Linked DNA regions of Mus musculus: region 1 is linked to region 2. A link is a loop called in an ENCODE intact Hi-C map of the cell type or tissue named here. Cell type or tissue: gastrocnemius. All regions are shown on one strand. Links, peaks and the distances in the headings refer to the core of each region. The heading gives the core; the rest is flanking DNA.

What was found. A loop is a pair of places that touch in the nucleus more often than their neighbours do. Peaks named below come from ENCODE experiments on the same cell type or tissue, not always from the same donor. Only the 100,000 strongest peaks of a DNase experiment are listed, where the experiment ranks them.
Region 1: a loop joins it to region 2, with 3.0 times the contacts of the local background. A loop is called at or near these places in 1 of 42 quality-filtered maps.

The regions. Positions count from the first base shown.
Region 1 is chr2:32,288,127-32,292,513 of GRCm38, forward strand. It overlaps Golga2 (golgi autoantigen, golgin subfamily a, 2), which reads left to right and starts at 200. Exons shown (of 26, transcript NM_001080968.2): 1 at 200-270; 2 at 3,967-4,089. The coding sequence starts at 223. It also overlaps a transcript of Swi5 not described here. In gastrocnemius, for the core only: a CTCF peak has its summit at 1,672 (motif pointing left); no DNase peak of the experiment used is centred there; H3K4me3 peaks cover 1,579 bases; H3K27ac peaks cover 2,282 bases.
Region 2 is chr2:32,148,713-32,153,099 of GRCm38, forward strand. It overlaps Prrc2b (proline-rich coiled-coil 2B), which reads left to right and starts at 2,436. Exons shown (of 32, transcript NM_001159634.1): 1 at 2,436-2,579. In gastrocnemius, for the core only: a CTCF peak has its summit at 2,259 (motif pointing right); DNase peaks (open chromatin) are centred at 1,666, 2,441, 3,166 and 3,587; H3K4me3 peaks cover 2,410 bases; H3K27ac peaks cover 2,774 bases.

The DNA.
Region 1 (4,387 bases), core at 56-4,055, 140 kb after region 2:
GCCTCGCGACCGCGTGGCCACGCCTCCCTGTCGTTCATCGTTCTCATCAGCCAATGGGCTTGGAGAAGGTAGGTCACGCTGGGTTTCCGAGCGTCCAAGGGGCGCTCTGCACCCGCCTTCTCTGGCCCTTGTAGAGAAGCCGTAGCTTCCGGAAGCAGTTTCGCGGTGGCTGCCGGGATCGTGGTGATGTGGCCCCCCCGCTTCCCCCCTCCCCGCCCCGGGATGTCGGAAGAAACCAGGCAGAGCAAATTGGCTGCGGCCAAGAAAAAGGTAAAGCGCTCCGGGTCGCGGCCCCTTGACCCCACCCGAGCTCCTCCAACGGCAGGACCCATGACCAGAGTCCGAGTCTTTCCCGAGACACACGGGTAGAAGAACCCCTCAGCGCCCTGGGCTCCCCCAGTGAAGTCTTCTCAGCCAGCCCCGCCCCCTCAGCAACCCAGCCCCCGCCCTCTCAGTCGCCCCTAGGTGACTTTGGTCAGTGACACAGGGTCTCTTAGCCCCCGGCTCCGGACGCTCCAATCCAGACCTCCCAGGGCACCTGTCTCCAAGGTCCTCGGTCCTGGCCCTGTAGGCGACTCGGGCGTTGGTAGTATGGAGTGGAATGTAGTTACGTCACAGTCCCCCCTCGAAACTGTCATTACTACTCCGAGTCTGGTTTGGATTGCTCCACCTGCTCACCTAATGTTGTTGCCCCTTTTCCCGTTTCTCTGGTGGAGAACCCATTTCCACCTGGAAGGGAGCCCAAGTGTGGAATCTAGTGCGGAGACGCTGTAGGCGCCCGCATTCCCTTAACTTAGCATTAGTGTGAGCACAACACTGTCAGCACCCCTTGCTGACATGGATTGGTTTGGTTTGGATTTGGTTGTCTGCTCTCTAGAGAGACTGTAATCTCTCTGGAGCAAAACGCATGTTATAGTGTTGATCAGTGTCTTGGGGAACTGAACTTAACTTAAAATTCAGCCAGAATGTCTTTTCCAACTGGGGTGGTGAGAAGCACGGGATGCGGGTGAGGCATCTCACGGGAAACATCACTTTCCCATGCTTCTTTTGAGAGAAAAAAACCATAAAAGTCTGGTTTGGCATTTTCATAGATTTGTAGAGACTTCTCTCTGCGATGACAAGGGCTGTGCCCTTTCTGTTCCCATGTTCACTAAAGCCGTGGCTTCACGGTTTCTGCCCTTCTGTCATGTTGTAAACTTAGGAAGCAGGTTTAGGAAGTACTGCGGTGTACCTTTAGTATGTGTTGCTAAAACGGCCCCAGTGGAGTTAGGAGTGGAGCTGAGTTGTTAGGGTGTTTGTTTAGTATATACAAGGGCCTGTTCAGTACTCAGCGTAGTTTGCAAGAGTGGTGGCCTACCATGTATGAGGCTCTGGCTTGGATCCTGCAATGGCATTAGCTGGGCAGAGCAATGCATGCCTCTAATTTCCAAGACTGGAGGTAGAGGCAGAAGGATCAGGCCTTCAAGGTTATTTTTGTCTATATATGGAATTTGAGACCAGCTTGGTATATGGCATACCCAATATTGGGGCTGGAGAGAGGTTCAGCAGGTAAAAGCACTTGTTGCTCTTGCAGAGGACCTGGGTATAGCTCCCTTCACCCACAAGTCAGCTAACAACTATCTCAGCTAACTCCCTGGCTAGATGTTGTATATTATGCCCTCTTCTGGCCAATTAGGTTACTGCATGTACATGATGTACAGACATACATGTAAGCAAAAACAAACAACTACCCTCATATACATACAATCTTTTTAAAAATTAAATTAGATTTTGTGTTTGTTTTTGAGACAAGGTCTGTGTATTCCTGGCTGGCCCTGAACTCAGATATGCCTTTCTCTACCTGCCTAGTACTGGGTGAAAGGTGTAGGCCACCAAACCCAGCAATCCTGGTTTGTTTGTTTTCTTTTTTGAAGGGAAGCTGTATATATATGACTCAGTATTAGAATGCTGGGCTCTCATGCATAATGCTCCAGGTTCAGTCCCCAGCACTGCAACAACAACAAAGAAACCATTGATGTACTGGGCAGTGGTGGTGCACGCCTTTAATCCCAGCACTCGGGAGGCAGAGGCAGGTGGATTTCTGAGTTCGAGGCCAGTCTGGTCTACAGAGTGAGTTCCAGGACAGCCAGGGCTACACAGAGAAACCCTGTCTCGAAAAACCAAAAACCAAACCAAAACCCTCATTGACGTGAAGTTGCATTGAGAGTACTTTGGCTTTTGACAGTGCGATGGCTCATGGGTAGAGTATTTCCACACAAGCAAGGGGACCTGGGTTTGGATTTCCTAGATTCTATATAAAACCAGACATGGCAGCATGAATCTGTAAGCTTAGATGTCTGGCTAGATGAATGGTGGAGACAGAATTTTTAGAAGCTGAGGGGCCATCTAGCCTGGTGTGTGTGGTAATGAGAGACTTGTCTGAGAGTGGGAAAGAGGAAGCAACACTGAGGCTGTCCTCCGACATTGTTGCATGCACCATGACATAGCTATGTATCCTTTCTCACAGTGTGCATACATATATGTTTCCTCTGACAATCCTGTATATGTCATAACATGCATGTGTTCAGGCACACACACACATACACACACACACACACACATATGTTATAAGGATATGGTCTTTGAGAATTATTCCCAGCACAGACATGACGGTTCACAATCATCTGTGATTCCGGTTCCAAGGGTTCATGCTCTTCTGAACTCTGTGTGCACCAGGTATACATGTAGTACGCGCGCGTGCACATACACACACACACACACACACGGGCAAAACACTCATGCACATAAAATATACTTAAAAATAAATAAGAATAAAGACGGTCTTCTGTTATATAGTTGCTTGGCCTGGAACTTGCTATGTAGACCAGGCTAGTCTTATCTCATCATAGATATCCCTCCGCCTCTGCTTTGAGGGCTAGGATTAAAGGGGAGCACCACCATGCTAGCAAGAGAAAATGTCTGAAAAGAGGAGTGGGGTTTAAGGTCCAGGATACATAGTTCTTGTCTAGTAGTTCATGTGTTTGCCTGTTGTCTTTGGAGTCTGGGGATCACTGGGGAGCCCAGGCTGGCTCCCCTCTCATGCCTCCTGCCTCTCCCAGGAGTTGGGATTATAGATAGGTGACAGCACACCCAGCCAATTCCTGCCAACTAAATGTTTACTCTCTGGTCTCTACCTTTAGATTTTTCCCTTTGGGAGCTGCAAACCCCAGAGCAGGGCATCAGAAGATTTGAGTTTAGATTCCGTGTTTGCCTCTGTGTGTATGTGTATGGGCATGTGTGTATGTTGCTGGAATGGAATTTAGGGCCTCTTGAATGCTAGCCAAGTATTCCACTGAGCTACATTCCCAACCCAATTACTACCTTTTTAGCCATGCCATTTCTTCTGCCATTAAGAGGTCATTATTATATCTTGTAGACTCGTGGTACCATTACATGAGACTTACGTACATAAGAGTATTTTTATCGGGCCCTGGAGAGATGGCTCATCAAATAAGAGCACTAAGTGTTCTTCCAGAGGACCTGGGTTTGGTTCTCAGCACCTACATGACAGATTGAAACTACCTGTAACTCCAAGATCTGACACCCTCACACAGATAATACATGCAGGCAAAACACCAATGTACATTTTTTTTAAAGTATTTTTATAAAAACAGCATAGAAAGAGACCAGGCATGAAATATTCCACTCTGTAATCTAATTTGCACAAGGGCCTAGGCCTGATTTCCAGGACTGTAGAAACCAAGTATGGTGGCACCTGCTCCTGGTGCGTTTAGAAGTTCAGGCAGGAAGATCAGATGTTCATAGTCATCCACATAGTGAGTTAGTGCCCAGCCTGGGATACGTGAGACTGACTCAGATGGCACATACAGAAACACGAAGCAAAGAGCTCAATAAACTAGAGGCTGGAGTAGAGGCTGTGAGTGTGAGGCAGATGGCTCTCATTTCTCTCTGTTCTCCTTTCCACAGCTGAGAGAGTATCAGCAGAAGAACAGCCCGGGTGTTCCTGCAGGAGCAAAGAAGAAGAAAAAGATTAAAAATGGCCATAGCCCAGAGAGACCCACTGCCAGTGACTGTCAGTCACCAGAGAATGTGAGTCTTGGCCAACAGAGTCCTGTGGAATGGGGGCAGGTGGGAAGAAGCGGGGAGGGCTGTGGTTCAAGTGGAAATGTCAGGTGCTGGTTAAAAAGTCTGGCTTTGAGGGCTTGTTGCCTAGTTCAATGGTAATGAACTAGGGCTCATCTCACAATGGCCCTGGGTTTTATCTCAGCACAGGAAAAATTAAATCTGAGTCTGAATTCTATCTCTCCATCAGTTGGCAATATGATAACTTTAGGGCAAGTTGGTTAAACTCTCTGAGCCTCTTTTTACATAGCTGTACAATAGCGGT
Region 2 (4,387 bases), core at 195-4,194:
GAAATAGGGTCTCGCTACATAGCTCTAGCTGTTCTAAGGCTCACTATGTAGCTGAGTCTGGTCTCAAATTAGCAGCAATCCTCTTGCTTCAGCTTCTCCAAGATTGGGATTACAGGCATGTGCCACCACTGTCTGGCTAGCAGGTTTATCCTAGAGAGGAGATACATAGAAGTTGTCATGGATAGAAAGCAGTAATGTTGGGAAAGCATAAGAAAATTATAGTGCCAGACGTGGTGGCACACGCCTTTGATCCCAGCACTCGGGAGGCAGAGGCAGGTGGATTTCTGAGTTCGAGGCCAGCCTGGTCTACAGAGTGTTCAGGACTGCACAGAGAAACCCTGTCTCGAAAAACCAAAAAAAAGAAAAAAGAAAAAAGAAAAAAAAAAGAAAATTATAAAACTACCCAAAAGAACATGCCCCAGACACTGGGCTTGGCATTCCATTGAAATGGTTTTTGTTTTTTTCCAGGACCTAGTTGAGCGGCCTTGGAAAAGCTGTATATCCTCTCAGTCCCTCTTTTTTCTTACAATAATAAGTGCTTCAGAGTTGGCATTAAACCAGACAAGCCCAGCCCACTAACAGAGGACACCATAGCAGCTGGGATTTAGTCTCTTCAGGAGAGTGCCTAAGATGGTCCCACACTTTTCTTCTGAGTAGCTGAACCCAGGGCCTCCTGCATTGAAGCGACAAAGTCTACAACTGAGTTACATCACCAACTATTTCTTTTTAATTAAGATTGATTGATTGATTGATTGATTTATTTATTTTACACCAGAACAGGGCAGACCCCATTACAGCTGGTTGTGAGCCACCATGTGGTTGCTGGGATTTGAACTCAGGACCTCTGGGAGAGCAGTCAGTGCTCTTAACCACTGAGGAGCCATCTCTCCAGCCATATATATGTTCTTGTTTCTTGAATGTTATTTTTAATTGCTAGGATATCTGGAATAGATAAGGAGAACCTAGCACTGCACAGTAACCTCGAAGGGAGCCAGTCTCTCTCCCAGGCCTTTTGTTCTGCATTCACACGAATACACACCCAAGTGGGGTGGTTTATGTCATGTTTTAAAAAGGGTGAAGTGGCCGGGCAGTGGTGGTGCAAGCCTTTAATTCCAGCACTTGGGAGACAGAGGCAGGCAGATTTCTGAGTTTGAGGGCAGCCTGGTCTACAGAGTGAGTTCCAGGACAGCCAGGGATACACAGAGAAACCCTGTCTTGAAAAACAAAACAAAATAAAACAACAACAAAAAAAGGTGAAGTGTCTATACGGTGCACTTGTTATGGAAGGGAGACCTTGCTGTGGAATGGTGCAACGAACCACTTCTGCCGTACCACTTCTGCCGTACCACTTCTGCCGTACCACTTCTGCGTGTTTCCTGCATGTATCTTGCCACTGGGATCCCCCTCTCCCTCCACACATTCTAACAGGTCAGGACTGTCAGGCTGTCAGGTTTGTCTGTCAAGAGGCTCTAGAGCTCTGGGGGTGGTGGGAGCAGGATCCAAGTTCAGTCCCTCTTCTGAGCCCCCCTCCCTCTCAGGTCTGCATCCCCTGCCTTTTAGGGTGCTGAGTCCTCCCCATTCTCCCCACCCTTTTGCATTCTCACCCCAGAGCTCTCCCTGGGGTCCCCTCCCAGTCTATGTCTGCTTCTTTCAAGAGCCCCTCCCCCACCCATGGAGGAGGCCTTCTCCATGGGTGGGGGTGGTCTTCAACCAGATCCACTCTCCGTTGAGATTCCTCTTCACCAGGAGCCTCTCTCCATGAAGACCCCTCTGATTTGGGACCCCATCTCCATCCATGTATCTTGCTACTGGGATCCCCCTCTCCCCCCAGTTCCTTTACTTTTTCTCCATTTGAGCCGTCCTCTCCATTGCAGCCTCTTTGCACCAGGGCTTCCTCCTTCTCCTGGTTCCTTTCCACCTAGGCCCCTTCTCCATCAAAGTCCCTCTCCACCAAGGCCTCTTCTCCATCAAGGTCCCTCTCCACCAAGGCCTCTTCTCCATCAAGGTCTCTCTCCACCTAGGCCCCTTCTCCATCAAGGTCCCTCTCCACCTAGGCCCCTTCTTCATCAAGGTCTTTCCATTTGGGCCCCTTCTCCACCTCGGCCTCCTCTCCACGTAAGCCCCTTGTCCATCAAGGTCCCTCTCCACCGCGTCCCCTCTCCAGCCGAGCCTCCTCTCCATCTAGGTCCCTCTCTTCCGCAGCCCCTCTGCACCGCGGCCCAGCTCGCTCCCCGCGCTCTCCCTCCTCCTCTCCCCCGCCCTCCCTCCCGGGACAGGGGCGACGCAGCAGGGGGCGCTGCGCGGGCCACCGTGCGGGCGGCGGGCGGGGGCGGCGCGGAGGCGGAGGCGGCGGCGGCGGGGGGCGGGGAGCCGAGCGCGGGCGGGAGGCGGCGGCGAGCCACAGCGCCGAGGCTCCAGCGAGCGCCGAGGAGCGGGAGGAGGAGGAGGAGGCAGAGGCAGGAGCGCAGAGCGCCGAGCCCCGCGCCGCCGCCGCGCAATCCGCCGCCATCCGCCGCCCCCGCGCCCGGCCGCCGCCCGACCGCCATCGCCCGGGCCCGTCGCGCGCGGACGCAGACCAGGTGGGCCGGGGCCGGGGCCAGGGCAGAGGCCGGGGTTGCGCTTTGTCTCCGCGGCGGTGCGCTGCGGCGGGCGCGGGGCTGCGGCCTGGGCGGCCTGCTCGGCGCTCCCCAGCTCGCCATTGTTGTGTCTTCGCGGCCAGGGCGGGAGGACGGCGGGCCGAGCGGGGCTGGGCAAGGCTCGGGGTCGGGATCGAGCCCGAGGGCTCTCCTGCGCCCGGGGACGGCGGCCTTGTCGGCCGGGGTGGGGGACGCGGGACCCCGAGGCCGCCCGGAACCGCAGGCCGAGCGCCGCCCCGGCTCGGGTGGGTTCGGCTGAGGGAAGCGGGGTGGTGTTTTCACGGCACCCGGAGCCGCTGCTAAAAATGTTTAATGATAAACAGGATGTCGCTGCTCGGGGCCTGCCAGATTGATTTTTTTGTTTGTTTCTTTTTCTTCGTCTACCTTTTAAGAGAGAAATGCAGACCTATTGAGATAGATGGTGGGCCTCTCTGGAGAGGATCTGCCTGCATAAAAGTGGACGCTGCTGCTTTCCTTTCTTCTTTGTAAATATCGTGGGGGGATGAAGCCCACTGTTAGGCAAGAATAGGTGTCGCCCCCCTTCCCCAGGCAATGGTGAGCTTGAAGGAAGTGGGAGAAGGGGGGCGCCGATGCTCTCCGGAGTGTGTCATTTGCTAAATGGCTGCCTGGGAGAAACCTTTATAAAGCTGTCTTTTGCAGGGTAGTTAAATTTCACCTACGTTTTTTCTTTCCTGGAAAGGTTAGCGTGTATTTCGGTGTGTTGTCTGTTTGCGTTGTATATCTCACTTGGGTTTTCTGTCCGTCTGTCTGAAGCCTCAGCGCCCTTTCTCAGCAGTACAACCGCAGGGGCTTGCTTTGTATCGTAATGTCTGCACCGTCGTGGTGCAAGCTGGGACCTGAGGGGTACAGGCTGTGGAGTGGGATGCTTGCTGCCACCGAGGGACTACTCAGCCTTCACAGGCAGAGAGGCATGACTTGGCAAGCCGTCGGTGCTCTGTAGTTACTCTGTGCTGTCAACCTAGGACAGAAGGCTGGCCACTTGTGGTGTCATCCATGCTGGGGCATGCCACAGGTGCTGGTTTGAAGTGGCAGCGTTGGAGAAGGGATTCAAAACATTGGGTGATGTAGGACTGCTGGAAGTTCCAGGTCAGCCTGGGCTACATGGTGAAAACCCAACAAAATACCCACATCCGTAGGTACTTTGGTTAGTGCTGGGCCTCAGTGGGGAGGAGGCACGGACTGCGTTAGTAGCCCCCGTCAGAGCAGGGGGTTGTCTGGCTTTCAGTGGGCTGGAATTGTATAGGATGGATAGGAGAAGAGACAGGAACTCGGGAGTCTTGACTTTGGAAGAGAACTGCCCTCCTTGGGGATGGGCAAATAATTGTTCGGGGAGCCTTCAGCTTGTTCAGGCAAGTGTCCCTCTTGGAGCCATGTTCAGGTCCTCTTGAGTGACTTTACCCAAGTCTCTGAGCCCCAGCTCTTGCATCTATAAAATGGGAATAATAAGACTCCTGCTGTATCTCGTGGGAGCCTCCGGTAAGGTTCACAGCAGAGCGTTTCTGTCCTGGGAAGGTGGTAGACATGGACATTCTCGCAGGTTCCTTGGTTTTGTTAGTTCCTTTTAAATCCTGACTTTTCCTCGTGTTGTGGCTTGTGGAATTGGGGACCCCCTGCAAATGCTGTGACCAGCAAATTGTTTCAGGGCTGGCTTAAAGGTCCAGGGGAGCTCAGCTAGATTCCGCTGCTAGTGGGAGACCATGGAAGGGTTTCAGATAATGAATGGGGAGACA